Regions from separate parts of the Mus musculus genome. Here region 2 is linked to region 1. A link is a loop called in an ENCODE intact Hi-C map of the cell type or tissue named here. Cell type or tissue: left cerebral cortex. All regions are shown on one strand. Links, peaks and the distances in the headings refer to the core of each region. The heading gives the core; the rest is flanking DNA. Region 1 overlaps Sorcs3 (sortilin-related VPS10 domain containing receptor 3). Region 2 has its middle 1.1 Mb from the start of Sorcs3.

Region 1 (15,886 bases), core at 4,426-12,425:
TGGTAATGAGTCTGATGAAAAGTCCTGAATGGGTCACAGAACATTCAGGTGAGCAGGTACCAACTGCGCAACCGTTGTATAAGCAGCCCTAAGCACATTGCAAGGAGTGCCAGAAGGAGGGTGCCCTGATGTTTAGTTTGGTTGAAAGATGTTTGTACATAGGGGACTGAAGCAGGTGTATGCAAGAATACGTGCATATCCATGCGATATACTGTCTCACCCAATGAGCTGCTCTGCTCTCTGGGTCCTTACATTTCCCTGCACCTCTTCTACACTCTTGAAACAGTGTAGAACCATTGGAGGGATGAATTTAAGAAAAGATTGGTATGATACATATGCTAATTTGCTAGAATTTATTTAAAAGTGTGTTTGTTTGTGTGATGTGTGCATATACTCATAGTGTGTATGTGTGTGTGTGTGTGTGTGTGTGTGTGTGTGTGTGTGTGAGAGAGAGAGAGAGAGAGAGAGAGAGAGAGAGAGAGAGAGAGAGAGAGCTTGTTGCTCACTCATGCAGACTCCTGTGGAGACAGAGACAAGTAAGAGTTGATGTCAGGATATGTGTGTTGGGGATCTGAACACAGGTGCATTTTACCCGAAAACCCATCTCCTCAACTTCTTAAATTTTTACGTTGGCATACACAGTGATGTTTTTCATTGTGGCATTTGCATATGTATATATATGAATATATATGTATACACACATGTGCACGCACACACACATATATCTATACACATATGTTACATACATGCACACACACATATACACACACATACACACACACACACACACACACACACATATATATATATATATATATATATATATATATATATATATATATACATGCATATGTGTATATGTGTGTGTTTACACTTTGTTCTGTGCGTACCCTTTTCCTGGTCCTCTCTGGGCCTCTCTTGATGAGATTCTTGCTTATAGTTTATGAGATTCTTCCTTCCCATCAACAGTGCTCTCGTCCTCTTGCATAATCCTTGAGATGATCCTTGGCTTCTCCTCCTCCCTTGCCATACTTCACTTTCTACATTCTTGACCTACACGGACATCCCCACGTCCACACCACCACACATGCACACAATGCACATATTTGTCTGTGCATATATTTACATACTTATTCATGTATATATATATATATATATACACACATACACACATATACAAATATATATGTAAACACACTTAAATCTTGATTCACATATTCACATATGAGGGAATAGAGGCAGTGTTTATCTTTATGTGTTTGTTTTATCTTATTCCATTTGACATCTACTTTCCCATTCAAGTCATGATTTCAGAATTCTTTATGGTTGACTAATATTCCATGATGAATATATATCACATTTAAAATCCACTCATAAAAATCTGTTAATGAACATCTAGACTGGTTCCATTTCTTCATTGTCATGAATAGCAGTAAGCATGCATGTGCAGGTATGCCTGTCACATGTTGACTTTGTCACATGTTGACTTACAGTCCCTTGGATATACATCCAGAAGTGGTACAGTTGAGTGATATCCCAGTTCCATTTTTAGTGTGTCTGAGGAACTTCCAAGGTGACTTCTGTAGTGTCTGCAGCTGTGTGAATCCTCACCACTGGTGTGTAAAGAGTTCTGCATTCCCTACATCCTTGCCAGGAACACTTTCCTGCTGAATAAAAGCACAACTTTCTGCTTCTGCAGGATTGAGCCTCTTTAGAGAAAAATGTGTCCCTTCCTGTTGTCAGTAGAAGAGCAGTTGCAGGATTTTCAATAGATTCTTGGGTCACCTCTGTAAGATATACATAAAAAACTGCAGTCGCAAATAAATATTTGCCTATAGCTTATGCTCTCTTCCTATGTACTTTAAAATATCTTTAGGTAGCTTATGGCACCTCAGAGAATATAAATGCTATGGCAGTGGTTAGACTATATTATCTAGGGAATCCTGATAATAAATGGGTTGGTACTTACTCCATTTTTAATATTGTTTTGGGGTTGGGTTAAAGCTTGGATGTAAACCTGCAGATATGAAGGGCAGGCTTTATTTCACTTAGCGTTTCTGGAGCCATTTAGAACATACGGACTGAATGCGCAACTCTGACAATCAGGTCAATACTTGATGAAATGGTCATGATTTGCCCATGCACTCTAAACCCAGATGCTCCCAACAAGATCTAGGTGAGGCAGCACTGTAACTTTAAGAGAAAAACTCCAGACTTGCAGAGACGTATCCATGGTCACCTGACAGAGGATTTTCGGAGTCTTCTTTAGGTACTTGACTGTTTTGGACAATGAAGGCTACTGCGTTTCTTGGTTTGGATATGGTGGCAGGGGTTGTAATGTTAGTTGTGACAGTGACCGTGATGACCTTGGGTACCCAATGCAAAGACTGATTTCCAGCTCCCTCAACTAAGTTTCTTGTAGAGCTGTTTTTATATTCTTTGAAGCAACTTTAGGGGCCGCTATATTTATTGAAGAGGTTGGCTATTCCTCACATAAATAACATGGAAGGCAGAGGGGGACCATGTACCACTCTCTAATGTAGTATAGAATGTGTTACAAAAATTAAAAAGGATAAGGTAGACTCCTGGCCCCATTCATGGGATTCCAGTTCAGTGAACATGACTCATGCACTGACATTTGTAATTTTAGAGTCCCTCTTGTTCGTTCTGATTTCCAGGTAAGGCTGGAAAATGCTGAGGTCTAAGCAAGGGTGGGTATAAGGACTGTCTCTGTTACTATTTAATACGCATACTGTCCTGTTACATCTGAAGGGCATACTCTTTCAGCTCTTGAGTCTACAGGTACTGCCGTCCTGGGCTGTCAAATATTAAGCCCAGACAAAAATTTATGATGCTCATTGGTTCCTTTCCTGAGTTAGCATCACCAGTCCTGCATGCAGCCACTCTCACATGCCTTAAGATGCCTGCTGGTTAAGTTTTAATCCGAGTGTCAACAGCCTAACACACCCTATTAACTTGCTGCTCACTCATGGATACTAGCCAGTTGGCAGGCATTAGCCAGAACACCTGTCCAAACTATTTAGCTTAGATTCAATAAACAAAGAGGACACCGTTCAGTCCATGGAAGCATTTGTTCTAGATTACAGAAGAGAGGAGTTTGCTCTGAGTCTTAGGTCACCAGAAATCTACCTTTACCGGGGAATTGAGGCCAGATAACACTGGGGAGGTAGATCTGGACTATGATTTTAATGTCATTCCCCATATTAGGAGAAAAGAAAACATATTTTCATGGCCTGGTTTGTTTTCTTCCACCAGCCAATACCCTAGCATGCATAATTTTTGATTTGTGTCCAGTGCTGAATGTATGGGCTATGTCTGTTGATCTATGTCCAATGTTGCATGTGTGGACTGTGTCTGTTGATTCGCATCTAATGTTGAATGTATGGACTGTGTTGATTTGTGTCCAATGTTGAATGTATGGGCTATGTCTGTTGATCTATGTCCAATGTTGCATGTGTGGACTGTGTCTGTTGATTCGCATCTAATGTTGAATGTATGGACTGTGTTGATTCGTGTCCAATGTTGAATGTATGGGCTATGTCTGTTGATCTATGTCCAATGTTGCATGTGTGGACTGTGTCTGTTGATTCGCATCTAATGTTGAATGTATGGACTGTGTTGATTCGTGTCCAATGCTGCGTTATAGACTGTGCCTGGACCTTGCCGTTTTATGTTGCTTTCCTTCCTCTGCATTTGCAGTGCCCTTTATCACAACCACAACTAAGCCCAGCATTTGAAGAAGGGGTACAGAATGCTTCCTTTCCCTTTCTCCAGCCTGGGCTCCCTCTCGTTTTCTCAGCAGTAGATTCATTAGCCTCCTAATGAAGTTAATAAGTGAGCAGACCAGACAGTCCCTTCTAAAATAACACTTATAAATGGATGCTCTTCCCTACTCTCAAAGGTAGGCTTTAATTTATTTCCCTGCCAGATGTCCACATGTGTAAAACTATGATAGGTGGGCTCTTGGAAAGTGGTTTCAAGCCAAGAATGGGAAAAAGAGTTAAATTCACAGAGAGCCTATCTATTTTCACATTTATAGGAGAGTAGATTTTATACACCCCATTCCTGCTTATATATATAATGACTATAAAGATTAGATAGTCAGGCTTTCATTGTTACCGTCCCATCGTTCAGTGGCCAATTACTTTATTGGACATAGAAGTTCACGCCATTAGGAGACTTCTGGCAGCTTCACCATAAAGATCACTGCCCCAGACACGATAAATTGATAAGTGGCAGCTACACTCTGTCACATGTCAGTGAGATTTCTTTATAGGAATCTCTAAGCTTTCAGGGGAAACATTTCACATCTCTCTGCTGTTACCAAGCATAATGTCCAAGTTGAAGCTCAAGTTGAGTCTTAAAATGCAATACAATTATCTTTTAAAGTGTCCTCTTTCAACGAATCCCTCAAATTTGAATTCTCACCACATTTATGTCAGGAATGAGTGTGAGATCCATCTAACTGAATCTTCCATTTCATAGACGGACAGACAGGGGCTGTGAGGGGATTGGCGGCCAGTGACTTCAGAGCTGGGACCTAAAACCAAGTCTTCAGTGTCCAGTGTCTGTTTATTCTTGCTGCGGTATTGACCATCATGCCTGGCCCTTTCTGCTTGTGTTTCAGAAGATATCTTTGGATAAGAGATTCTTTGGGGACCAGAATCTGGTTTCCTTGGCTGTTTGTCTGAATGATTTTCACTTTAGGTGAATCCTGAGAATCACCTGGGAAATTTAAGAAAAGTCAGTTTCCTGGGCTTCTTTCCAAACCCAATGAATTGATTTCTGGGGCCAAGGTCTAGGAACCCACAGTTTCAGAGAGCTCTCTTCTTAATTAGTCATTGACCTAAGAGGCTTCCTGGCCATCTTGGCATCTAGAAGATTCATGGGAATTTGTTCTGGAGAACCTTTCCCCTGGCTTGTCAGCTTCCCTGCGCCCATTTTCCCTACGTCTGGCTCAGAGTGACAAGCGCAGAGACTTCCAGAAGCCCACAGTTGCACCTTCATCATTATAAATGACAGCCATTAATAATTGCAATGGGCTCTGGCACTTACTAATTAGCCCCCATTCTGTCAGCATCAGGCCTGTCTGATTGGGCAATTAACATTGATCTTGGAGAGCACTGACACAAGAGGCTAGTTGCCGGCCTTGACTCCTTCTTTGAGGTAAACCTTATGAAGGTAAGTTGGCAGCTGGGGAGTCTTCGTCTCCATGGGGAATCAGGTGACATTGAAAAGGCTTTCTTGTAACAGACGAAAAAAAAAAAAAAACCAAAAAACCACCCCAACTTGAGTTACATGTTGTATTTGTTGGAAGGCATGTAAGACAGCTAGACATTTGGAAGAAGAAAGAAATGAAGCAAAGCCTTCCAGATGGGAAAGTTTTAGTTTCCTCAAGGTGCCACAGTTGCAGAGCACACTGGCTTTACTTTCTGTTGAACTGCTGTCAGGTGCCTTCTCTGTGGATTAAGTACTTACACAGAGACCCAAAGGGACCAGTTGGGTTAAATAGGTGAAGCTGAGATGGTCAGGGAGGATAGGATTTTTCAGGCCTGCCCTGACTCTCCAGTCTGTCTCTGCATAAAGGAATAGGAACCCCCTCCAGGGAGCAGTTCCTCAGAACACAACCCTCGAGAGATGCTATGTTTCCTCCTGGACTCCTGTATAGAAGTGGCATCAAATATACCCAATCTGTTGCTTCCCTGTGTACCTACTGGTTGATTTTAGATAATGCTTTGGTTTTGCTAAGTTTCTCCTAAAGGGCAATGAGTTAAAGCCTCACTCTTTGGTACGTGGCATTTTGAGAGGATGATGAAACCTTTAAGAAGGAGTCTGTAGGTTTTAGTGGCAAGGGCTTTAGGCCACTGGTTATATATGCCTAAGGTATAGTGGGACTCATCCACCACCCCCCTCTGCCACCTCCTCCTCTTCATCTTCCTCCTCCTCTCAATCCTCTCATTTGCTCTCCAGATGAGAATCTTGCTTCGCTTTATGATTTTTGCCACAAGGGGGCAGGAAACAACATTCCCAGTTAGCCATATAGCGAGCCATTAAAGACCATAAGCCCAAATAAGCCCCACTCTCTGTAAGTGAATCATCCCAGGTCTTTCATGACTGCAGTAGTAAGCTGATTAGTGTAGCCAGTTAGTGTTTCTCCAGTCTTGGTGCTGAATTTTCACATCTGTTCTTCTCAGCTTTAGGCAGTCCACCATAGAGTAAGGTGATAAGATGGGCCAGATTTTTCATTATTTTTTTCTTTTGTAATACTCCCCTCTACTTGTGCTCACCCAGAGATATAAGAATGCTTTTAAATATCCACAGATCCACTAATATGCCTGTTATGATGGACATGGGTAGATAATTGCATATTATTTTAAGTCTAGGGTGCCATCTCACCTACACCATACATTTTGTGTATGTATGTGTTTTCATGTGCATACATATATGTGAGCATAAGTATGGAGGGGCAGGTTTGATTTTTTTACCCCCTATAGGTAAGATATGGAACTGTTCCATCACTATAAGTGTCTCTATTGTTGCATATACTGAAAGTATGTGTGTGTTTATGCATGTGCTTATAGAGGACTGAGGATAAACGGGAGGAGTCAGTCTTTCATTACTCAACCATGGAAACCATTATTCTGCACTGAATCTCTGCAATGTTGCTTCGTAAACTTGTAAAATATGGAGCAAGCTAGCATGTACCACCTTGGAGTTGGCTGTTTTCACTTAGTGTAGATCCCTGGAGCTCTAAGCAGGGTGTGTGTATGTTAACAGGTTTTCCCCCTTTTCCACACGTTCCTTCTCAGTGATTGTCTAGTCAGTAGAAATATAACTGTGATTGCTTTGGTGTGTTGTGTCCTATGATTTTTTTTGAGTCCTTGATTTATTTGGTTTTGCTTTTAAATGCCTGTTGTGCATTCGACACTTGTTAAGGGCTCTCTGGGTTCGCAGTGGAACAGAGGGCGGTTCCTGAGTGAGGGCTGTGCATGGGAGAAAAATGCTGCACTTGACCATGCCCTTGTTAAGGTCATCTACTTAGACCAACTGCATAAATAAAGGAAAAATTGTCTAATGTCCCCCAAATAAAAGAGATGAATGTCGAGATAGAGATAGGAGGGCAGAATTTTGAAAGGATGAGAAAGAGAATGTGAGACCAGGATAGGAAAGAAACAAAACTTCACTTTCCATTCTTCAAGAAATGGCTGTGGTTTTGTATGTATGTGTACATGTAAATATGGATGCCTGTACATGTGTGTGCCTGTGTGTGCATATGTGTACATGTATGCAGATGCCTGTACCTGTGGTTGCACGTGTGTGTGCATGGGTATGCATGTAAGTGTGTTTGGTGCATGTGCCTCTCTCTCTCTCTCTCTCTCTCTCTCTCTCTCTCTCTCTCTGTGTGTGTGTGTGTGTGTGTGTGTGTGTGTGTGTGTGTGTGCGCGTGCGCGCGCGTGCACGCAGAAGCATGAAGGTCAGAGCTCAAAATGGAGTGTTGTTCCCCGGGGGTACTGTTCACCTTATTTGTTGACAAAGAATTGTTGTCTCACTGGTTTGGAGCTCACTGAATATTCTAGGCTGCTTGGCTAGCAAGCCTCATGAGTCCTCCCGTCTCCACTTCCACATCATTGGAGTTGTGTTCTACTGTGGTGTCTTGTCCCTTCAAGTAGCTTCCGGAGAGCCACTCAGGTCATCTGGCTTGCACTGCAAGTCCTTTACCAACTGAGCTATCTCTCCAGCTAAACAATTATGCTGTACATAAGTCCTAACTTGGAGATATCAGAGAGTGGTAAGTCAAGAACCACATGGGAAGTGAGCTTTGAAGGGAAAGTCAGACACTGGTGGGCGATAGGATGAATGAACATTCTAAGTAAGTGCAAGAAGTGCAAGGTTAAATTCAGAAGGAAAGAAGGACCAGAGAGTATCCAGGAAATGGTTAGGAGGCCAGTATGGTTGATGTACTGGCTAGTTTTGTGTCAACTTGACACAGCTGGAGTTATCACAGAGAAAGGAGCTTCAGTTGAGGAAATGCCTCCATGAGATCCAACTGTAAGGCATTTTCTCAATTAGTGATCAAGGGGGAAAGGCCCCTTGTGGGTGGGACCATCTCTGGGCTGGTAGTCTTGGGTTCTATAAGAGAGCAGGCTGAGCAAGCCAGGGGAAGCAAGCCAGTAAGGAACATCCCTCCATGGCCTCTGCATTAGCTCCTGCTTCCTGACCTGCTTGAGTTCCAGTCCTGACTTCCTTGGTGGTGAACAAGCAGTATGGAAGTGTAAGCCGAATAAACCCTTTCCTCTCCAACTTGTTTCTTGGTCATGATGTTTTGTCCAGGAATAGAAACCCTGACTAAGACAGTTGACATGTGTGTGGATGAAGTTTTGGGGAAAGTGACCATGACTGAAGCTTGACAGGAAGTGAAATTCACTTTTCTGTGGTCAGAGTGGAAGAAGCAAACTCCAGGAAGTAAGACTGTAGAAAAACGGAGTTAGGATGGTGCCCTAGACAGTGAGTCAGTGTAAGGCAAAGCTGTCCACTAGAGGGAGCTGTTCAGAGACTTAGGCTGTTCTTAACTCTATTCAGTCTATGGACTGAATCATTCATTGCCTGTGTTTGCTTATTCATTCATTCATCAAACCCTGTAGTGTGTGCAGTGATCTGATGATCAAGGGATAAGACGGCAAAAAGATGAAATTGGAGAGCAATTAGAAACTTCATCTTTCACTAGAACTTATGGGAGTCCATGTAATGAGCACAGATTCTAAATTTGAGCCTAGATGTGTGGACTGGCCTTGGTGAGTCTTACCTGGTAAGAGGCCATTGGGGATGAGACTTCACTGGCTTCCTGTTCTTAGATACAGGTCAGATATCAAGACTCTGAAAGCATCAAGTGTGGGTTCTCTGGAGGATGCTGGGTCTCTTGTAGGACAGGGCATAGAGGTAGCATGGATGCTTAAGCTTAGTCCATTTCCTTCCTCAAGTGTGCTTCCTGTGGGTATGTGGGCAATGACGGTGAGTATGGTGGGTGGTGATGCAGGACACCACCAGGGGCTTGAACCAGACCTGATTCTGATTTGTTCTGATGTTTGATGATCTACCTTTTTTCTTCTTGGAATACAAAATTCCTGCAGTCTCAAAGACTGAGAGTGCTATAAAGGATTTATTTATTGTCAAATGGAAGAAGCAATCCATTTCTTCCCTTTTTTCCCTCTTTTTTGCATATTTAAATTTTTATATAATTTTACTGATAACAATAGTTTTCCAAAAGCTTGATAAATGGAGACTACTCTTATGGACTTGCTGTGCAAATCCTGTTTACATTGCAGTACCGTCTTGGCATATGCATAACTATATATTTCTACCCATATACTTTCACGTAATTGAGATCATCTTGTATAACAAGTTTTTCTCCTATTTTATATAAAGTTTGACTAAGCATTTTTCTCTGTTATTCAAAGTGCTTTCCAAGCATGCATTTAATGTTAGTGGAATAGGGTATTAGATTGCTATTCCATAATTTACTTAACTGTTTGTTCTTCTATTTTTGGAGATTTAGGTTGCTTTCATTTCCCTCTATTTAAAAAGTGTTCAAGTGTTCTAATGCTTGCCTAGGTGCATAAATATTTGTTCTTGTCTGCATTTCAGATTCTTTCCTTAGGATAGCCTCCCAGAGGAGAAACCTAAGACTCAGCACATGCTGTCAAGTTGATTTTGAGCAAGGTGCATTTTGGAAACTCTTTTCCTGGGAAAGGCCAACGCTGGGATTCAGAGAGAAACACTGCAACAGTTTGTGATGTGTGCAGACACGGGCAAGGTCTATTATGTGATCAACAGTCATTTATGTGCTAAAAGGTTTGTGGGATTATTGGCAAAATTCCTATCATAATCATATCCTTCAAAGGATGCATTTCCAGATTCAAAGGATATCCATGCCTTCTGCAAGCCAAGCATATCCAGGTCCATCTACTTTGAAAAATGAAAAGAATAATGGCACTATCATCATCAACAGCAATAATGATAATAATAGTTGTCATAGTTATTGGCCGCAGTGTGCCAGACAATTATTGGGATAAAACCTATATGCTTAGTTGATCCTTACCATAATCCAATGGGGGAAATGGCAGCAACACCCCCATTCCATGGCAGATCAGTTTAAAGGTTGGCGAGATGAACTAATTTTCCTCTGTAAGAGGTTATAGCATTAGAATTTGATCTACACCTGCTAATCCTAGGGCCTCTGCATTTGACCCTATTCTAGATAGTCCTGCTTGGTGGAAAGTTGCTGTTGGTATTCCCAGAAGTCTAAGATGCATGATTTTCCCAGTGTAAGGTCCTGGTGTACTGGCTCACATGAAGGGTCAAGATGCCAATGCCATTTGTCTCGAGTCAGACTTATGACTTCTTCCTTCAAAGCACTGCCTGCTACAGTATTATCAAGAGAGCGGTGCAAATGCTTGGGTTTCTCTGCTTTCTTAAAGAGTTAGAAAAGGTCTCAAGTCAACTCTCTGAGCAGCCACTGAGGTATGCCTGGAAAGGGAACATAAGTGTTTTGTACCCATTTTGTGCACCATTTGTACATTCTTGATAGTCACTATTAGGCAAACACATGCACTTCAGAGCATTTTACCTGGTTTCAAAGACCAGCTCTGCTACTTGCTAGCTGTCAGCATTGGGGCAGAAGAGTTCGTCTTTCTTTCATTTTCTTATCTCTGGGTAGTGCTCAATGGTAGTACCTAGCTGGGCAGCTCAGAGGATGCTGGAAGATGAGTGAAGTGTTTGCAGTAGTGCTCAATCCTATAGGTAATGCTTATGAGTGTTTTAGTTTCTGTCATAATCTCTCAGCCTATCCTATTTCCTGTGTTGAAGTCTCAGGTCTGCCAGGGCTTCGCTCACATTTCCTCAGTGTAAGTAGTAAAAACTCGTGGGATATATTCTTAGACCTACTCTCTTGATACCTCCCTTTAATATGGGGGTGGCACAGGTGATGCATTTGCTGAAATGAATGAAGGGTAGTCACAGACTCTGCAAGACCGTGAAGTGGCAGCACTGGACTCAGCAGGTGACTCAGGGGAGACTTCTCCAGGGTGTGTGTGGAGGTCATGCAGCATGCTGTCACATCATGAGTGGCTTCAGTGGCAGAAATGTACAGTTCACAATTCTGCAGGATTGATGTCCAAATTCCAGATGGGAAGAGGGTCTTCATCTACGATGGTCAAATTCATCTTACTCCCAAGCCCTGGAAGCCAGCAGGCAATCTGTGGGAATCCTTGGCCTGTAGAGAAAGCATCTCTTTTCTGTCTTCATCCCCATGCCTCTTAGATTTCCTCCTTATACCATTACCATTTACTCTCAATTGGTGGCCTGTTCTACTCCAGTACACTCTAGTACTAATATCGATTCAAGCAGTGACTTTGAAGAAATGCTCCAAGTTGTCACTAATGAGGAAGAGTTAACCAGGAATTGCTGAGTTGGGGATGGGGGAGATTCTAAGCAAGGCTGTGAAAAGATCCTATGCCACATGAAGGATCAGCCTTCTATGAGAGCCAGACTGAGCCAGTCAAAGAGGAGAGAGATCTTTGGAGACCAGGGAGAAGCAGAAACCAAGTCCATGAGTATTTTGTCAGCCATATTCAACACACACACACACACACACACACACACACACACACACACACACACACATTGCTTATATTTGGTTGAAATGAGAAACAGTTAATGGGCTTTATGTGATTTTTGACTTAATTAAAATTTCATATTTTTTATTTTTGAGACTGTAACATACTTTCTTCTGATTGGTTGTCTACTTGAATGATTTTTTTCTTCCCACAAATCCTGCATAGCTATCTATAAGTGAATTTCCCCCTTGGCATAATATGTATGCTTTGAATGTGATATACAAACTGGAAGTCATGCTGAATTGGATGCCAATATTTCCATCACTCTGTTCATGTCTGTTACTGTAATTTTCTTTTTTCATGAAGTAGATGTCTTACAGTTTGTAAATAACCAAGTCAATCTAATCTTTACTTACAGAGCTACGTTTTCAGTCTCATATTTCTGTGATTGGAGCGTTCTCACCTTTAAAACGTGTTCTTGTCAGAGCACATTCTGACAATCGCAATACATGCTGAAATTGTTGAATAAGCCATGACAATCGTTTGGGGAAACACCTGCTTGTTTTGTAGCTACCGCAGCCGATCCTTCTCCCAAAGTTCTGAAGTAGGCATGATTAAGCCTTTCCATTTCCTGGATGGGGAAGCTGAGATTACATCATAGGGACTCCTCTAGTCATTTGTATACCATATAGGTAGTCTTGGGCTATTATTAGCCAAGATGGCAGAACCATGGTATATTCCTAACCAAAGAATTCCTCAACTGGCAGCTTTGGTGCCTTTCTCTGAGTGGTCTCTACTCCACTCTTGTCACTTCTGATCTGGGTACCAACTCTGACAGGAAATAAGAAGTTCCAAGGAGAGCAAATCCCTCTGCAGAATTTGCTGCTTACTGTTTAGCATCTCTGCCTTTATTGTTGCTATGACCTGTATGGGAATTTCTTCTCTTCTTTGAGCTATTTAGCAGCCTGCGTGTGTTCCTTTCTTCCATTCCCTTCCTTGAACACCTCAGTCCTTTGTCCTTTTCTCCTCATTTACTTGTTACTTGGCCTGACCTGTGCAGTCTCTTCAGGCCACCCTTAATCACCCAGTTGTGCACTTGGCATGTCATCAATGTGTAGAAATGTCTCTTGGGACAGTCAGAGGAGGAGGAGGTTGTATCTGAATTTCCTTGGCCTTGATGTTTGGAGTCTGTTGGAAGCCTGTCTGCTCCTGATGGAGCTCTGCAGGTGTCCTAAACATCCTGTTGTCAGGCAGCCTCCTGTGGACGCTTGGTTCTTGGTGACCTTTCTGTTCTTGCCACCAGCCTTGTCCTGGCAGTGATTCCTTTTCTATAGCTAGTCTTCTGTCACAGCTAGATGGTGGAGAATGGGATAAGTGGATGTTTTGGAGTGATGGCATGCTTTGGAAGCCAGCCAGCTGAAAACTGACAGTGTCATATCCAGAATGACACAGTTTTCAAAATTTGCTGGATGTCTAGTGGCAGTTGCCAGGCTGCTTATCAGAGTTGACAAAAGGGACATTTTTGAGAGATTGGAGTGTAAGTGGAGGCAATATGTTGGGGTTTTTATCATAATTGCTAGCGTACATCGAATGGCAACAGTGTGCCAGGAATAGGTACTTTCCAATATGTCTGATCTAACCATCCTAATGGCAAGATGTTTAATAAAGTGCCAGGTCTGGTGAGAGCACAATAATGTGACAACAGGGGATTGTTTTGTGGATTTCTACATTTGCTATTTTGTCTAAAGATCTGCGGAATTGATAAATGCTTATAAACTATGGCAGTTATTAAAAGAGACTTTGAATAGAGTCTTCACTCCCAGGAATGTCTGATAGGAAGCTTAGTGATCCTGTAGCCACAGTCCTCGGTCTCAGTGAATGTGGCCTTTCACGTAGTGCTGGATGAATGTAGCCAGAAGAGGATCCATCCAGCTTTAGGCATTTTAGGAAAACCTCAATGACCTCTTGCTACACACTGGGACCAAAGCCACACCGAAGGCCTTCAGGAATGGGCTTCTGTTATTGCCAGTACCACACTTGGGACAAAGTCCTGGTGTGAAGGTTCCGAATGCTTGTGCACAAGGACTCACTGATGATGCTACCTCTCTGTCTTGGACCTTTGGTATGCTGGTGTTGGCAGTGTCAGCCAATGAACACTGAACCAGGATGCTTTGAATCTGTATCAGAGAAATCATTAGGCTTTTTGTCTGCTTCCCAAGGTCTATTATTAAAGCAGCAGAGTTAAGATAATGACACCCCATTTATATGGACTCAGAAGTGCCTACATAGATGGAGGGGTAGTAGAGGGGTAATAATAGGGGGGTAATAATAGAGGGGTAATAACATGTGATACTAGGAGATCCAAATTGTGGTTATTTCACTTAATTGAGAGCAAACCTATTTTTACTGATTGAAGGCTTCACACTAGTCCAGAATATTCTTATTTTCTCCCATCCCTATTTTCTCTCATAATTCCTTTTTATCTTGTACATTTTCAACTCTAGGGTCTCTTTCCCAGTGAAATACCATTTGAACATCCAGAGAGATGTCTTGGCTGGCCAACTCTTCAGTCCCCTGTTTGGCAATTATTGTTATACAGCTCATGTACAGGTTGTTTATTTCTCCAGTCTTTCACCCACCCCATCACACATTGATCCATTGAGAATGGGGGCGATTTCATTGTATCCAGCATGCCTCTTCCCTGGGAAGCACACGTTGACACCTGGCAAGTTCATTTGCTGGAAGGGCAGCAGAGCAGGAATTCAGGAAGGGAAGGGAGCTTGGCTTTGAGGATAGAAGCCAAGGGAGATGGGAAGATGGGAAATGGCAAGCTTTGACCTGAGCTGTGTATCTTCCTTCCAAGACTCTCTCAGCTGGATTGTTGATGCCCCGCATCAGCCATAGATACAACTTTCCCCTCACTTTCAAGGGATAGAGAAAGAGAGAGTTGGAGATTTGCTTAATGTACCTTGGCTAAGGAAAGAGGTTGGACGGAAACAAAAATGAGCATATTTTGAACACACATATAGATATATATTTTATAGGGAAGTGGACACCCCTGAAAGATCTTGAGATCTTCAAGAGATTTGCAACTAAACTCTTTGCTATTTAGAAGGGTAGAGAGCAAAAATTGTGAACCATAAGATAGGAAGATAAGTGCTGGGCTTTCTCTTGGAAAAAGAAAATCTGAAAAGCCACACTCAAGTGGAACTCTGAAGGAAAATAGCTTCCCTTTCTTCTTTAAAAATGAAATTCTAAGCTGAGTAAAGTGAATCCGATTGTGAAAATCAATCAAGCTGCAGTTAAAACACCTGAAGGGGAAATGAGGGGAGGGGAGGGAGGGCAGGGCAGGGCAGGGCAGAGGAGGAGAGGGCAGGGGAGGGGAGGGGAGGGGAGGGCAGGGGAGGTGAGGTGAGGTGAAGTGAGGGGAGGGCAGGTGACCAGAGGTGAGGGGAGGGCAGGAGAGGTGAGGGGAGGGCAGGGGAAGGGAGGGGAGGGGAGGGGAGGGCAGGGCAGGGCAGGGCAGGTCAGGGGAGGAGAGGGGAGGGGAGGGGAGGGGAGGGTTGATACTCAGGGGTTTCTTTGGTAGTTTTGAAAGTGAGCTTCACATGGAGGCTGTGCTGTGTGTCCGTAACTGGTTACCAGGCTTTATGAGATGGAGATAAGTAAGGGTTGGAACTATTCTATTTTTAAAATTAAATTAATTTATTTTTCACTTTATAGCTCAGTATCAGCCCCTTTTCTCCTCCCAGTACCCCCTCATGTAAGTCCTCTCTCCATTCCACCTTCTCCTTCTCTTTTGAGAAGGGAAAGAAGCCCCCCTCCCCGATATTACTGTCCCTCCCAAGCACATCAAGTCACTGTAGGACTAAGCACATCCTCTCCCACTGAGCACAGACAAGATGATCCATTTAGGGGCTTGGGATCCACAGGCAGGCAGGCAACAGTCTCAGAGACAGTCCCTGCTCCAGCTGTTGGAGGCCCCCACTTGAAGACCTAGCTGCCTATCTGCTAAATGTGTCCAGCAGTGCTCTCTGGGTGGTGATTTATTCTTTGAGAGCCCCTGAGGGTCCAGGTTAGTTGACTCTGTTGGTCTTCCTATGGAGTTTCTATCCTCTGTGGGCTTCTCAATCCTTCTTCCAACTCTTCCATAAGATTCCCATTCATTCCATCTAGTGTTTGGGTATGAGTCTCTGCATCTCTTTCCACTCTGGTTGGAGCCCTCAGAGTATAGTTATGCTAGGCTCCTGTCT
Region 2 (15,886 bases), core at 4,934-12,933, 850 kb after region 1:
ACACACATACAAACAGAACTGGTGCCCACAGAGGCCAGAAGAGGGTACTAGATGCCTTTGGATGGGAGTTACCAAAAGTTGTAAATTGCCACTGGATACTGGAAACAAAGCTTAAATTCTTTGTAAGAGTAGAAAGTACTCTTAACTGCTGAGCTATCTATCCAGCCCCACGACACACTTTAAATGTCAGATTTATACCTAGTTTAATTTTCTTTATAATGACATTGCCTTTCTAAAGTTTGAAATTCCAATTATACATTACTGATACAAGGATAAAAATTGCTTTGAATATTAACTTTTTGGAAAATTGACTTATGAATTTTAATATACTTTGCACCTTGCAGTACTAGTGTATAAACTGTGGTTGTTTTAGTTTCTTTCTTATTGAATCTTTGGGCTATTCTGCATAAACAATCATGTCATTTTTGAACATAAAATTTTGCTTCCTCTTTTGTATCTCTATATACATACATATATTTTCCCCATTACCTTGTTATTATATGGGTAGATTATGGTTTAAAAAAAAAAAAAAGGTGCCCTGGTCCTGACCTTAGAAGAAAAACATAGATTCTCATCTTTAAGCCATATGAACTACAGGGTTTTTACATATACTTTTATAAAGCTACAAAGTTTCCATTTCTACTTTGCAAAGAATGTATAAATACTGGTTGATATGATCATGTTCTTATTTTCTTCCTTAAGCCATTGAGTTTGTAGTTTCTCTCTTTTCAAATTCCCATCTTGAGTCATTCATATAAGTATAGATTTGACTCCATTTATGTAATTTATTCTATATCATTGCACACTATGTTCTGATACTTTGATGAGCATGTTCACATATATGATGATGAGAGACATCTATGGAACAGCTGAAGTTTTCCTATCCTGTAATGTTTTTTTACCTGGTTTTCATACTAAGGTATGTGGTGGTTTGAATGGGTAGGACGCCAAACTGTGTTTCCCCTTCCTTTCCTTCCCTTCAAACCTTTGCATATGACCCTACTCACTCTTTTTCAGATCCATGGACTCTTCTTTCATTAGTTACTATTGTATGCATATATGTAAATGTTACTTTTATGTATATTTCAGGACTGGTCTTTTGGGCCCTGGAAAACCAGTTCATGAGGTCTTTTCTGGGAAAGGAATATTTCTCCTACTTCCAGATTTCCTTAGTTGCCAATAGTTCTTTGTATACAGTTGAAACCTGCTGCAATCTATCCTCAGTTGGGTCTCCTATCTGCGGGGAATGAGCTTCTGGTTGCAGGAGGGCAAAGAGTCAGCGAGAAGGAGGGGTGACAAACAAACATGATACAAGGGAGTGTGGGTCTGAATGTAATTTGTCAAATTGAGCATCAAGCGTTTTATACAGAAGAAAATAGGGAAGTTAGGTGACACATCTGCAAGGTACAATGAGGTTACTAGATGCTTAATGACTCTTACACAAAACAGAGGAATGCAAACACAAAGGACTGGCAGGAACCAACTGGGATAAAATTCAATGTTAACAACTGGGTCAAAAGCAGCCCCACCTAAGGTCAGCTTAATCTTAGAAGCCAGGGGCAAGGGCTTCGTGCCCTTGCCATAGTTCTTAGTCTAGTCTATTGTATAGTCCACCTTCACCCTAGGCCATTGTAAGTTCTTGTTCATGAGTGTAACTCAGCTATCTATAGTTGTAAGTATACTCTGGTTCCTCCTTAGACCACAACCTTCCTTCTTCCTAGATAATGGTAAATTCCTGCTTATGGGAGTAGTTTGCCCTGAGATTTCTAACTCTGCGTAGTAGATAGTAATGCCTGATTTCTTTGACTATCTCTCTTACAATACGAGAGGCAATTCTGAATGTCACTGAATAGGCAACATTCTTACTGAATTCAAAGCCCATGGTCAGTGCAAGGACTGCCCAGGACTGGTGAGGAATCTAACTTAGCTGTGTGTCAAATAGAGGCACTTATAATAAAGCAGTCTTAAGGGAAAGCACTCAGATCCATTTACCAACTAAAGCAAGGACATTGGAGCATTCGTTATACAGGATGCCACGGTTCCAGGAGACTAAGTTTCTGTAAACTTTTCTCATCGGGACAGCACCCAGGATTTTGGGGCCTGTTGCACCTGTCACTACTGGAGTGGATATAGCAGAAACCTTTTTCTCTGTCCACTTTGGCATGTTCATTGCTATTGTCCTGCTTAACCGATGTTTGGGCAGTTTTATTGGTGAGACTTTATGGGTGTAGCTTCTGATATTACTAGGAGACACAATCTTACCATAAACTTCCTGGCAGTTTGGTTCTTGCAATTTTTATGCCTCCTCTTTGAAAATGTTCCCAGTGCTTTTGATGAGGGAGTGTGTTGTAGATGTATCAATTGGTACTGGGCTCGAGATCTCTGCAGTTTGATTGGGTGTGGGTTTATGTAATGGTCTCCTTCTGTTGCAAAAGATGACTTCTTAATACTCTTAAAATTTCCTACCTCTTGTCATAGCTTACCTAAGTATAAATACCTACGGTACATTTCTGCTCTTGGCATATTAATTGCATTATTTTAATCTATTTGCCTGATTCCTGTGTGGTGTTTGACTATTCTGACAGCTTTAGCCCTATCTTCCAGCAGGATTACATAGCTTGTTTAATGGTGGACCTAATGTGTGAGGTAACAGAAGATATTTTTCTAAGCCTATAGTGTGCAATTTATATCTGTTAGAACTTTGCTGAGTATCAAGTCTCATGTTGCTTGGGGAGAAAAAGACTCAAAATTTATTTGATATCCAATATCCCACCTCACTTATGACTTGGTGTTTCCCCAAAGCTCATCTCCAGACAGATGTCCCTTGTGTAGAAAATTCACCCATGTGCCATTGTTGTGCTAAAGCTCAGTCCCTGTGGCAATTGAAGATTGGGAGAATTATTCTGTAGTATGATTAAATCTCCAGTTTTTTAGTAGCCTGTGTTCCAGGTGTGGGACCTTTATTCTGATGTTCCACTTTTTCTTCCTGTTCAGGTGAAACAAAAGAACTAGTGATGGGTGGGGTCAAAGAGATTCTTTTTGTCCAGATGATGTAAGACTCTGGTCATGACTTTTCCTGGAGAATGCAAGCTTTGTTCTGGAGGATACACTGAATATTTCACAATTTCTTTTTTCTTGATTGACTAGGAACTTATCTTTCCCAATTTTATATGTTGACAGTCTTGTGGGGTTCCCAGGAGCAAACTCCATAAAAGGTGAGGGCATCCTAAAGTTGTGTCTCCTCAGGATTTCTTACATGCAATCTAGTCTACTCTCTAGGCAGCCCCAAGTAAATCCTTAGCATGATGGATTGCAGACCCTGCCAGTTTGATTTCTGTTTCAATGAGACTTTCAGTGTGAGCCCTGGTTTCTCCATGGGAGTGGACATGAGAGTTGTCTTCCCTGACAGGTCTCAGAAATACTTAGTTTTAGTTTGTAGAGGTGTGTGTGTGTGTGTGTGTGTGTGTGTGTGTGTGTGTGTAAAACAGTAAAGACTTTCAAACTTTACATGTTCAGATGAAACTGGATTCTTAAGTTTCTATATTAACAACCACATTGTTTAATGGTCTCTGCATTATTCTTTTTTTATTTTAAAAATTATATATATATATATATATATATATGTATACATACACACACACACACACACACACACACACACACACACACACACACTGTAGATTTCTTCAGACACACCAGAAGAGGTCATTGAATTCCATTAAAGATGGTTGTGAGCCACCATGTGGTTCCTGGGAACTGAACTCAGGACCTCTGGAAGAGCAGTCAGTGCTCTTACCACCTGAGCCATCTCTCCAGCCCCTCTGAATACTTCTCTTCATAGATTCATTATACTATTCTCTAAAAATTTAAGCATCAAAGATATAATAAGAATAACTCAAGATAAATAAAAATGTCTTTTGCTTCCTTTTGAGTTATAGTTCTTGATTTCTTGAGGGTTATTGTTGGTTTTCTTGAGTTGATGGCTCTTTTCAAGCTGGCCACATTTGTCATTTGACATCCTGGTTTCATGCAAGTGAGTGGCAGTTTGGAACACAGTGGCAAGTTTTGGAGTATATGGAAGCTTGGCCTTACATGCTATGGAGGAGGCTGTGCCTACTTCTTTGTTCCTGGGACAAAAATTATGTTTCCATTCCTTCGATCAGGCTTCTTCCCAGAGGTAAAATCCCGGGTCTTCAACATATAAGTTTCTGTTGCTCTTGACCTTCTCAGTTAAAATCCTCATGGTTTCCCACTGGGTCCATTCTCCAGCCACCACTGGAATCATGGTTCCTTTATACTTTCTTCTCCCTAAGTATTCTCCTCTGTCGTCCAAACTGCCCCATGATTGAGCTAGGATTTCTAATGACAAATGGAGCCAAGCATTGGAAAAGGATCATAACTCAAGAGAACCCGCAGTAAGCCTCAAGAAGTGGAAGAACACCTACTCCTCCTTCCATCTGGTTAACTTTACTGTTTTTTTAAATAATTAATTTCTATTTTTTTTTTTGAGTATTTGTTTGCTTGCTTTTGAGATGGGGTCTCATTATGTTGCTTTAGCTGTCACAGAACATACCATATAGATCTAGAAGGTTTTGTCTGCCTCTGTTTTGGGAATAAAGGCATGCACCTTGAACACCAGGCTTAAATTTACCATATTTTTTAAAGAGTGCATTTAACAGTTTCATTCTGATAATTATTTTCTGACTTCTATGAGTTACAAGTGACATTTAATGTGATTTGTTATCCATGTAGGTATCCATCCTTCTTGAACCAATCTACGGCATTACAAAGATATTATTAGAATGACTGCTTCATTAAAGCTCTAACTTCACAATATTAAAATAGACATCATAGTTCTATCCCTACACCAGAATACAGGCTATGTTTGACAAATGTCATTTATTTTGTATACCACTTAAGTTTACAAATATAAGAGGAGTATATGAATAAATAGAAGAGTTTTTAACAGTGATGCTGTACTCTGTTGGAGTTACATTTTGAAAATGAGCATGTCTGCACTGTGCAGAACAGAACCTCACTGGTATCTGTCTTTGGCGTCTCTTTCCTTGTCCTTACCCTCTCTTGCTGTTGGCATTGGATTGATTGACTGTGCCCTGTGCAAACGTGACATATCATTTTGTTGTTTGCTATTTTCCTGTTGTGATGTGAATATTAAATCATGCTCTCCTCGTCTGTATAGACCTAGGTATTTAGCTACCGGGTCCCTGTTTATGTTGGTTTATGACTTTATAGAACCTTTAGTAGGTGGGGGCTTCACTAAAGGAAGTCAGTTATTGGTAGGAGAGGGTTGGGTACATATCCAAGCTCTAACTTTTGTCATAGCTTGGCTCTGTTTTCCATTAAAAGATGAGGAAAAAATGAGTCCATGCCAAATGTTCATGTTGCCATGGGCATCCCTGATTCCATGCTTCTTGCCCAAAGGATTTCCCTCCAAATCAGGTGTCAAAGTAAATTCCTCCTCACGTAAGTTGCTTCTATCAGCTATTCACAACAAGACCAACTCTGATGATATTCTTCTGAGCCAAGGACAGCAACTATCAATCCCATTCAACCCGATTTTACTCAATCACCGAACCAGTGCAGAGAAAGCAAAGATTTTTTATTGTACCATGTACAGTGTTTGTCTAATTGTGTTCTATCCTGGCTTCTATTCTGTAGGCTGGTGAGGTGAACTGATAAGCAGATAGTGTAGTCTACAGAAAAATAATTCTAAACATACTGAGAGCAAAATGATTTTCTGTTGTTATTTGCTGTGCTGGGGATTAAATAGAGGTTTTCAGGCATGTTAGCAATAACCTACCACCAACACTATTCCATTCCCTTTCTGCATACATATCAATGGTATTATGAAACATACGTCTATAGTGCCTTCTAAATGAATACTATCTGAAGTAAACTGTGAAGCTATAAAATAATACACGTTTTAAACCACATTTCTTGGTCATTACAAAGTCGCGTACTTGAAATACCTATCATAGGCTCAGTAGTCTATCAAGGAAAGTTTAACCTACAGTAAAAACTTAGACTTGAAAAATTGGCTCTAAATAATCAAAACACTTAAATCCTTAAAACACTTAAAAATCAAGTATCCAGATAGTAGAGTTAATACTATTTTTTGAAACTTTTATTGTTAAAATTAAAATTTACATTTTTTTTTCACCTGGAGAAAAATCAAGAAAGAGTAACAAAGATTAAATGCTACTCCTGGGTCCGCTGACAAGTTTTTGAAAGCTTGCATTGTTTCTCTCACTTTGCTTCTTCAGTTTTCTCACCCGACTTTGCAAATCTATAATGATTATACAAGAAATCTATCTTTTAAAGTCTATATGTACCTTAAATTATGCCAATGTTTAAGTGAAGTTCCTCTGCTGCATAGATTTAAGGGATTGAAGGCCTGTGAGAATGTACATTTATATTGTCAAATACTGGCTATTTATTTAAAGGCCATAATAAAATACGTTATCTTTGGAACATTAACAGAGTGGATATTATCCCAAAGAAAACAGGGACATTGAATTGTACACTGAGCTACTCATGTTATCAATTGACCAAATCAGGAAAATCTTTTAAAGGCAAATGAAAAGGTCATTGCAAAAATTTTCATTTGGTTTTTTTATTATATAAAAAAAATGAAAATAGTTTGAAATAAGCACTTCACCTGTGGAAAGTAGTTTGCAGAAAGCTGGCAACCCAGGAACCCATTTCACATAATTATATATATATAAAAATTTGTGTGATTTGTTTTGGTTAGATGTGGACAGGAGAAGAGTTTGTTTTATTTTATTTTATTTTTTAAAAGTGCAAATCATAGTACTTAGGATGATTGGAATGTGTTTGGAGGTTTCACCACCAAAAATTGCAGAATTTTAAAATTCTTTCCTACAGTGGAAAATGGCTGAAACCTCACAAATCTCTTTAGGAGCCCTGACAGTAGTCCCACTAGAGCTAGTCCTTAACTGTGGCTCTGAGGTCTCCTTGCGCCCTTCTGGAGTCTCAGGTTTCTTTATTGTAGGGTGGCCTGTCTCCAAGCCCCACCCTTGTGTCTCCAAGCCCCACCCTTGTGGACTCTGCTGCTGATTCCTGGGCTGTCCTGACAGAGGCAAGGACAGCTCCTCATTGTGTAACTGTCAATGACTTCTCTAAGAGCTGCACTTAACACTTTGTTTTTCATGTCTTTGGAGAACTGAGATTAATGACTCCATTGTATATAGATCAGAAAAGTTGCTTGTTACAACTAATCAATCTGCTTGACTACAAATAAGCTTTCTTTTGGAACTCTTCTCAGTCCCTTGGCAATCTCCTCATGCTTATGTCTCCATTGCCTCCTGGTTTATTTGAAGCCTTGATCACTAGTTTTTGGCTTTAGTTATTTTGAGAAAAAAAAACCAAAAAAACCAAAAAACAAAAACAGCATTGAGTAGCTCCAGACTTTTGAAGTCCATATGGATGTTAGCTTCTGCTTTACCACGTCCATAGCCAAGTACAGAGTGAACTTTATCCTTACTGTGAGAGCCTTGGCGACTCATTCATTCATTCTATAATTTTGAGCTTCATATAAAATTTTAGAATCATTTAAGCTTTTGGATTAAGTAGATCAAATATTTCTTCATATTTTCATGTGGTTTTGCTTTATATTTTTTCATCCATTTTTTGCTTCATATCTATTCTTGAAATTAAATATCCTTCCTTCTACTCTTCAAATCAATGCTCTAATTCAAAGTCTAATTATAGTTTAATGAGTGTAAATTATACATAGTAGATGAATATATTGTACACACATACACACACACTGTCAAACACACACACACACACACACACACATATAGAGGGGGGAGGGAGAGAAAGACATGCTTGATACATAGTTATAGTTTATACTTTTTCTATAATAAGTACTTGTTTTATATCAATAAATGGAATTGTAAGATTTATACAATTTGCATATTGTGGCACATAGAACTCTTAAGCCTACAGCCCCCTCTGCTGGGTGTATTTTCCCAGATTTATTGTGTTTAATTTAAGCATAAACATTTTTCATACTTTGATAGCTCTTAATCATGTGCTATTTTAGCTCAGAGCCCCACGTGCATTCTGATCTATAGGATGCTTCATTGGCTCAGGCATCTACACATTATGGATCCAATTTTTCAGTGAGTTTCACCACCTTTACCTATTTTGAAGATTTGGTGATGCATCTAAGACCATGTTTATAATAAAAATATTGTTATTTACACATACACTCCACAGATAAATGCATCTATCATTAGATAATGAGGTTGTGTAGGTCCAGAACTTCAATAATGAACTATTAAGCTGTTAGGTCTGGACCATGTATGCCATGTGCAGAATCACATTTGCTGTTGGGTGTAAGCCTATTAACCTCAGATAAAGAAGATGACATGTGAAAGAAATGATTTTAACCAATATTTCTTGGAGAACCAATGAGTTGAATTGGAGTTACTTCCAGTAGCATGGTTGAGTGTTCTGTTATAGGAGCAGTGAGGAGAGATTACTCTGAGACACATAGGTGAGGGGGTTGGTGAGGGGTTGCTTATAAGTCTTGGGGAAGGAATTACTTACAGTATCATGGGCGAGAGGTCATAGCAGGCATCACTGAAGTCAAATCATAAACATTATTTTAGATGTTGGAGACTACTGTTAAATACATGCTCAGTTAACACAGAGGCATTCTTATATAAACTCTTTTTGGATGAGATTTTCTTAGGTTGGGAACCATGTTTTTAAGTATACCAAAATGCCAAAGAATCTCCCTGCCTCCCATTCTTTGAAACTGAGCTTCGTGTATCATTCATTTTCATGCTACCTGTCAAAGGCAACCTTTCAGGAAGGCATTGGATGGTTACTGTAATGAACATGGCAGAGACAAAGGGGTGAACAACATTTGAATCAGGAGAATGGAATGTTTATCTGATAATTTCATTCCTCCTATGGGGATCAGTGGGCAGTGTATGTGGAAAGATCATAGATACTGGGTGATCAAGTGTTCTTATATTTTATCTGCATCCCTTTTTTGTAGACATAAGTCAACAATGGACACCCTCATCTCAATCACTTGATAAAATCATGTTCCAGGAGAAGTTATTTTCCCTGTTTCTAAATTTCACATAGCTTATCTGAGCAATTAGTAAGAACAAAGGAAGTCATATATGTTTTATATAATGCCCTGATGTTAGTAAGTCTTCAACATGGTAGACACACATTTGTTTTCTCTCTCTTTCTTCTGACTAAACTAGAACCCTGACACCACCCTGCATCCATTCCTCCATATCCAGATAACAACTTGAAACATACCTTATATGAATTACTTCAAAACAACAACAACAACAACAACAACAACAACAACAACAACAAAGTGTGTAGACATTGTCTTTTCTATGCCCATTCCAGTTCTGAATAATGACCCAGAGACTTATTGAAGTAATAATAACATTTGGGCACTGAAGCTGGGCAGATTCTCTGCTGTGTGGCCTATTATCTGCCCCGTTAGTCTTGCCTGGAATCATCTTCTTCATCTGCACCACAGTAGTGATGACCCCTGTTCCCACCCACTCCCTCTTTCCCTCCCTCTCTTTCTCCCTCTCCCTCTCTCCCCCTCCCCTCTCCCTCTCTCCCTCTCCCCCTCTCCCCTCCCCCCTCTCCCCTCCCCCCTCTCCCTCTTTCCCTCCCCCTCTTCCTCCTGCTCCCCCTACTGCTCCCCCTCCCCCTCTCCCTCCCCCTCTCCCTCTCCCTCTCCCTCTTTCCTTCTCCCTCTTTCCCTCTCCCTCTTTCCTTCTCCCTCTTTCCCTCTCCCTCTCCCTCTTTCCCTCTCCCTCTCCCTCTTTCCCTCTCCTTCTCTTTGTCTGGATCCAGAAGTCTTGCCTTTTCCTCTCCTATCCATCTCTTGTCTGTTCAGCTTTTATTTAACCTACAGTGGTCTAACTAGCACTAGTCCTCAACTGTGGCTCTGAGGTCTCAGAGTGATGGAGAACAATGTTTACAGAACCAGAACTTTAAGTCATGAAATACTTCTTCTTCATCATCATCATCATCATCATCATCAAAAGCCCAAATTTCAGCCAGTTCTCTGCTGGCACAGAAATCAGCATTGAATATACAGTGCACAAAACATCCATTAATATCACTTTAAATAGTCTTCATTCTTCAAGCTATTGTATTGTGAGAGTAGATCTTTAGTATGTTACTTAGAAGAATATTAATAGGTGGTATTATAGAGAGAAAAATTTCATTGGGGGCTGGAGAGTTGGCTCAGTGCTTAAGGACTCTTGAAGCTTATCCAGAGGACCTGAGATCAGTCCCCAGCACCCAAGTAAGATATTTTGTAACTTTCTGTAACTTCAGTTCCAATGGATTGCACACATACTTCTGGTCTCTGAATACACACTAGACAAAAAGTACTTGAGAAGTTCAAACTAGATGAAGGCATAATGAGATAAGAAACCTACTAAGCCACTAATACAGAAGCTGCTAGGAGGTGGTATGAAGTGAGGTAAGGGTTTAATTTCTGCATATTCACATGCTGTGGGCACATGTGTGTATGGGGAGGGTGGATGTGCATACTATGTGCCTGTCTCATACTCACAGTCTATCTCAAAGAGTCTCTTTTCCTTCTTTGCTTTGTTTTTTACCTTATAGATTTAGGCAAGCTGTCTCAGTTGAGTCAAGAACTCACCAACGCAGCTCATTCTGCCTTCAGCTGGGCACTTCACTCTGGGCATTCCCTTCTCTGCCTTCTGACTTCCCAGTTCTGAAATTACAATAGGTTGGCCACCACGGGGTCATGTGTGTGCATGCAGAGACACATACAACACACACACACACACACACACACACTGACACAGTGCTGGAGAGCCGGGCTCCTCACAGTTGCATTGGAAGCCTTTTATCCATGAATCTCCTGCATCTAACTTAACAGTGGTGACAAGAACTTTCTGACTGAGGAGACCTTAGTGAAAGAAAGGCAGCACAGGCTTTTCTGCTTGCCCAGCTTGTTCTGCAGTCTGCTGTCCGGGCGATTCCGGCTCAGGAGTGCAGACACAAACCAGAGTGACAGTGGAAGTCATACATTCATTCTGGGAGCACATTCTGCAGCACAGCACCCAATTGTTTTGATCCAGCATTTTTCTTCTTCCATTTATTTTCTTTCCCCTTGAGGAGCTCAGCCAGCTCATGGGGATGAAGACTTCGTCTTTGAGAAGGCCAGGAGGCAGGCAGGCAGTTCCTGAAGCTTGCTCTTTCTGTCGACCCTTGTTAGTGATGATGTGACATTTTCTCTGTTCTCAAGCCCCAAATTAAGTCTGGGCATCTCATTCATACGTTTTCAAAATCATGTCGTTTTTATTTTTCTTACATTAAACATACAGAGAGTGTTTTATTTTGACAAGACATCCATCTCTGGCAGCTGATTGTCTTCTCACGTCATGGACAGTGCAGCAGAAAGTTCTTGGCAACTTGTCATGTAAATAATGAAGGCAGTGTGATTTGTGTTTTCTAATCTTTGGCATGTGAAAGTTAAGATAATGTAAAGTGTGTTCCTTAATGATGGCCAGGTTTTCTTGGCTTGCAGTTCATAGTTCAACTGGTGACTCATTCAGTAGGGTTGGCAGTGGGATATTTTTCAAGGCTGGGTAGGGGATGATCTGAAATTTTGCTGTGCATTTTACTCCATGGGAAATCAGAATGGATGATTCATTTCTATAGAATTGTCTCATTAGTTATTATGTTCTTTTTCTCTGGCAGTAGTAGCCACGGTGTTTGTGTCAAATTATTGCAAGAGACTATGTGGTATCTTCAATAAACAGTAAATAAATAGGAAATGAGTCTGGCATTGCACAAGCTCTTTCTGGAGATTTTAGCTACTTCCTGGTCCCACTTTAATACTAGGGACATTTTCTCAGGATGATTGGACCTATGCATCGGGTCCTACAAAAAAGCTATGCTGTCTATTCCAGTGCCTCCAGTAACTGGAAATTAATGACCTGTGTGGTTGAGCTCTGGATCTGGATACTGATTAGGACCAGGCCATCTACTTCAAAGCAGGGAATTAGTTGAGACCATGCTGGACATGATTATCTCCAAACAGAAAAATAGCTTACTGCCAGAATTTGGAAATGACCATGAGAAAAATAAATAGCAACATGGTAGATGTTCTGAGATTTTGATTTGAATTTCCGTCATCAACCTGGAGTTATGGGGAGTTAAACAAAGTTTTTTAACAGATTAAAACATGCTACCTTCACCAGAATATTACTTTGTATTCTCCTTGCATTTTGTATCTTTAGTTTAGACAACATTCATGTATGTGCTCCTGATCTTGCTTCTCCCAGTTTTACATCTAGGAGTGTAGCGAATTTGAAAATAGGTGAAAGTATCTTATGTGTATTTTGATACTATATGTATCAAAAATAAAATTTAAGACCACAAAAACTCTAATGACTGAATACCTTTGCTGAAGACACAAGAAGACATCAAGTGGAATTTACAAAACTCAACCAGGGTCTTCTGCTTTGTTTACTTACCTCCTCATTCAACAAATATATATTAAAGTATCTGGACAAAAGAAAAGGTAGGTTAAGAGACAGCGGGTTTGTCTGTCTTTTCATATACAGGTATATGTGAGAGAGACTTAGAAATAAAAAAAATGGATAGACCATGCTGCCTCTTTTGAAGAAATAGCAACTCGGTGGCATAATAAGGGTGCAAACAAGGATTTGGTGGATGTACTACCTATTCCAATAAGGTTGTATTTGTAGATATGAGTAGAATTAAATGTCTGGAAGCTTGGCGGAGACACTGGGAGGACTGAGACCTCTTGTCTTTGCTCTCCATTCAGAAGCTATGTTGGTGTAGATGAAAATTTCTAGACCAGAAACAGAATAGGATGACAGAAGCACTAAAGGTCTAATGAACAGTCTTATACATTACACCATACCAAATGAATGAATGAATGAATATCCGCTTTGCATAGCACATTAACTTCCCAATGAGCCTCTCCGGCATACACACAGCCATTAGAGAATTCTTTTCAGGGTGTTTCCCTATTATAGCCATTTGGGGATGTGAGAAATTACATTCAACAGCCTGGAAAACTACCCCCAAAGCTTCCATTAGCATCTGTGTCTCATCTCCTTGTGCTGGTGAGTATCTCGATTCGCATCTCCAATCGCTCTGCCCCACTTTTAATGCTGGCTAATAAAACCCAAGTACTCATTAGAAAATAAAAATATTTGCCTGGCATACCACCATAAACAAAGCTATTGGAATGGTACATCATTTTTATAACTATATGCACATGAATGTAATGAGATAACAAATGTACTTCATCCCCCAAATAAAGATGCACCAGTTGTGATCAGAGGAAGTGTGGGGAGCAAGCTCTGGTAGGACATCTTCATCAGCACAGTGCTGTGGGTGTGCTCTGGTGACACAGTTGGCTGTTTTTAATCTGTCTTTGCTATATATTGCCTGTGCCTAGTTTTAGATAATTTGTTATGAACTATGTGTGACCATTAACATCAGTTGTCAAGTTGATAGCCTCTAAAATCACCTAGCAGACTTATCTCCGGGCAAGCCTGTGAGGAAATTTTAGATAGGGTTAGCCAAGATGGGGACCCCTACCCAGAATGTGGATGTCATGTGTCAGCTGAGATCACTGGCTGTATACAAAGAAAGCCTGGAGAGAGAAAAACATTTCATCCCATGCTAGCTCTCCGATTCCTGACTGTGGATGCAATGTGAGCTGCTCCATGCTCCTGCCATGCTTTCCTGGCAATGATGGACTGTATCCTTCAATCAAAACCTGGAACAAACCGTTCTTCTCAAGTTGCTTTGACTTCTACCAACTGTCACAAATATACACTTGTCACTGTGTTCAGCACCCCAAGGTAGGTCTAGGAGGTAGTTGGTTTCCAACAAAGAGAAGCTTGGGAGAGGGAAGGATCCTTAGTGTTTTCCTAGTGTATGGAGTCTGCTTTCTCTTGATTCTGAAACTTGAGTAGACATTGAATAGAAAAAAAACTCAATTAATTTTAGGCTTTAATCTAAAGAGGAACAGAAGGCTATAGTTAATCTATGTTCATTATATTACCAATATTATAAAAGTTCTGATGTGGCAAGTGTTTGAGTCTTTTCATAAAGAAAAGTCTACTTTCATATAGAGTCTACTCTCTATAGCTTCTGCTCTTGCCTTAGAGTTCCAATTTGCGTTGTCCTAAATAAGCTACTGAGTTAACAAAACTTAGAGCTTTTGTCAATACTGTTTCTGCCTTGGCAAATTCTTACTCTTCCACCAAGAACCATGAATCCTAAGGTCAGAGGGTACATGGAGCACCTGACTCTTAGGAAGTATCCCTACTTGCTGCTCGTATGTATGCAATATGTGTCCATAAACAGAATTTGACTTAAAATTTCCCTGGCATAGTATAGTTGCCATCTAAGTATTATGGAGTTAATAGTAAATGCTAAACTTTACTCAAAGACTGCAAGATTGTTCTTGTGGAAAGAAAAACAGAAACAACCACAACAAATAAAATTTTAAAAAAAATGCCCTACTTTGTGATTATTTGCTACAGTGAGAGCTTGTTCAGAACCATATATGTTAGGTAGAGTTCCCCCAGGCACTGGCTGATTTATTCCCAGCGCCTGATTTATTAGGTTTACACTGACTGAGACAGCTGAGCTCGGCTTTCTACCCTTTGAAGATTGCTGAGGTCCAGAAGGACCATATCACCCATCCCACCTGCCTTCTACTCCTGTCCCTACACCTTTAGTCTTATCCATCCTAGTGAGATGGATTGTTGCCACTCTGAAAAATGATGAGTGAAGGGAAAAAAAATCTCCACATGATAGATTGAGGTCTTTTCCCACAATAGGAATGACAATGGCAAAGGTGGAGGCAAAGGTAGACCTTTTCAGGACCAGGTTCTCACTGAATAAAACTCTAATAAGTAGCACGCTGCTCTCCTCCTGGGACTAACACCTTTCCTGGGCAGTATGTTTCCCAAGCCATGATACAGGGAAGAAGAGAAGGAGTGAGGATGGAGGTGAAACAAAGGAAATTTCTGGAAGCCCTATGCATCACAACTGGACTGCAAGCAGAAGAAAGCATAGGGACCAGTAGGGAAAATGGGCCTGAGAACCAACCCTCATGATGCGGGACAAGCTCAGGGTGTCCCCAGGGGAAGGGTGGGTCACATGGACCCTGAAGCAAGGCAGTGAGCAACAAAGTTAGGTATAAACCAGAATCAGAGGCCTTGGATGTGAGATGAACATTGTGTGCTTCACCAATCACAAGTCTCACCTTAGTCTGATGTGCTCGCCTGAGTCCCATAACTTGTCTGAGGTGCACTCGCTAATTTGTAGATGTAAGTCAGTTGAGAAGGGAGACTCATGAGTTCCTTCTTGGCTGGTTTTTCCTCAGGACTGAGTGTTTTGTGGCAAGGTTTCACCCTGGTGGGTCCTGGAAGCTGGGACCTTCACTGATGGAGTCAGTAGATATCCTCAATTAAACCTTAATTTTCTCCATTAAAGGTGAGGATGTTCAGTGCTGAGTGTCTACATCAATGGTTCTCAACCTTCCTAATGCTGCATCCCTTTAATAAGTCCCTCATGTTGTGGTGACCCCCCCCTCCCCACAAACCATAAACTTATTTCCATTGCTCCGTGCAAATATTTTTGGAGAGAGGTTTGTCAAAGAGGTTGTGGCCCAGAGGTTGAAAACCAATGATAAATATGCAACCCATTGTTTTTCTATATCTATGTCTCTGTGATCCTCAGCGATGACATTGACAGTCTTAGTCTTGGCCTGAGGCCCAAGTCATGTCTGTATTTTAAGCCCTGTTTCCATGAATGG

Evidence for each region. Peaks named below come from ENCODE experiments on the same cell type or tissue, not always from the same donor. Only the 100,000 strongest peaks of a DNase experiment are listed, where the experiment ranks them.
Region 2: a loop joins it to region 1, with 9 times the contacts of the local background. A loop is called at or near these places in 4 of 42 quality-filtered maps.

The regions. Positions count from the first base shown.
Region 1 is chr19:48,405,481-48,421,366 of GRCm38, forward strand. The region is part of intron 2 of Sorcs3 (sortilin-related VPS10 domain containing receptor 3); the gene reads left to right. Among named protein-coding and RNA genes, the nearest start is that of Sorcs3, 210 kb to the left of the region's middle. In left cerebral cortex, for the core only: CTCF peaks have their summits at 6,017 (motif pointing right) and 8,546 (motif pointing right); DNase peaks (open chromatin) are centred at 6,000 and 8,562.
Region 2 is chr19:49,256,822-49,272,707 of GRCm38, forward strand. No RefSeq gene overlaps it. Among named protein-coding and RNA genes, the nearest start is that of Sorcs3, 1.1 Mb to the left of the region's middle. In left cerebral cortex, for the core only: a CTCF peak has its summit at 8,002 (motif pointing left); a DNase peak (open chromatin) is centred at 8,012.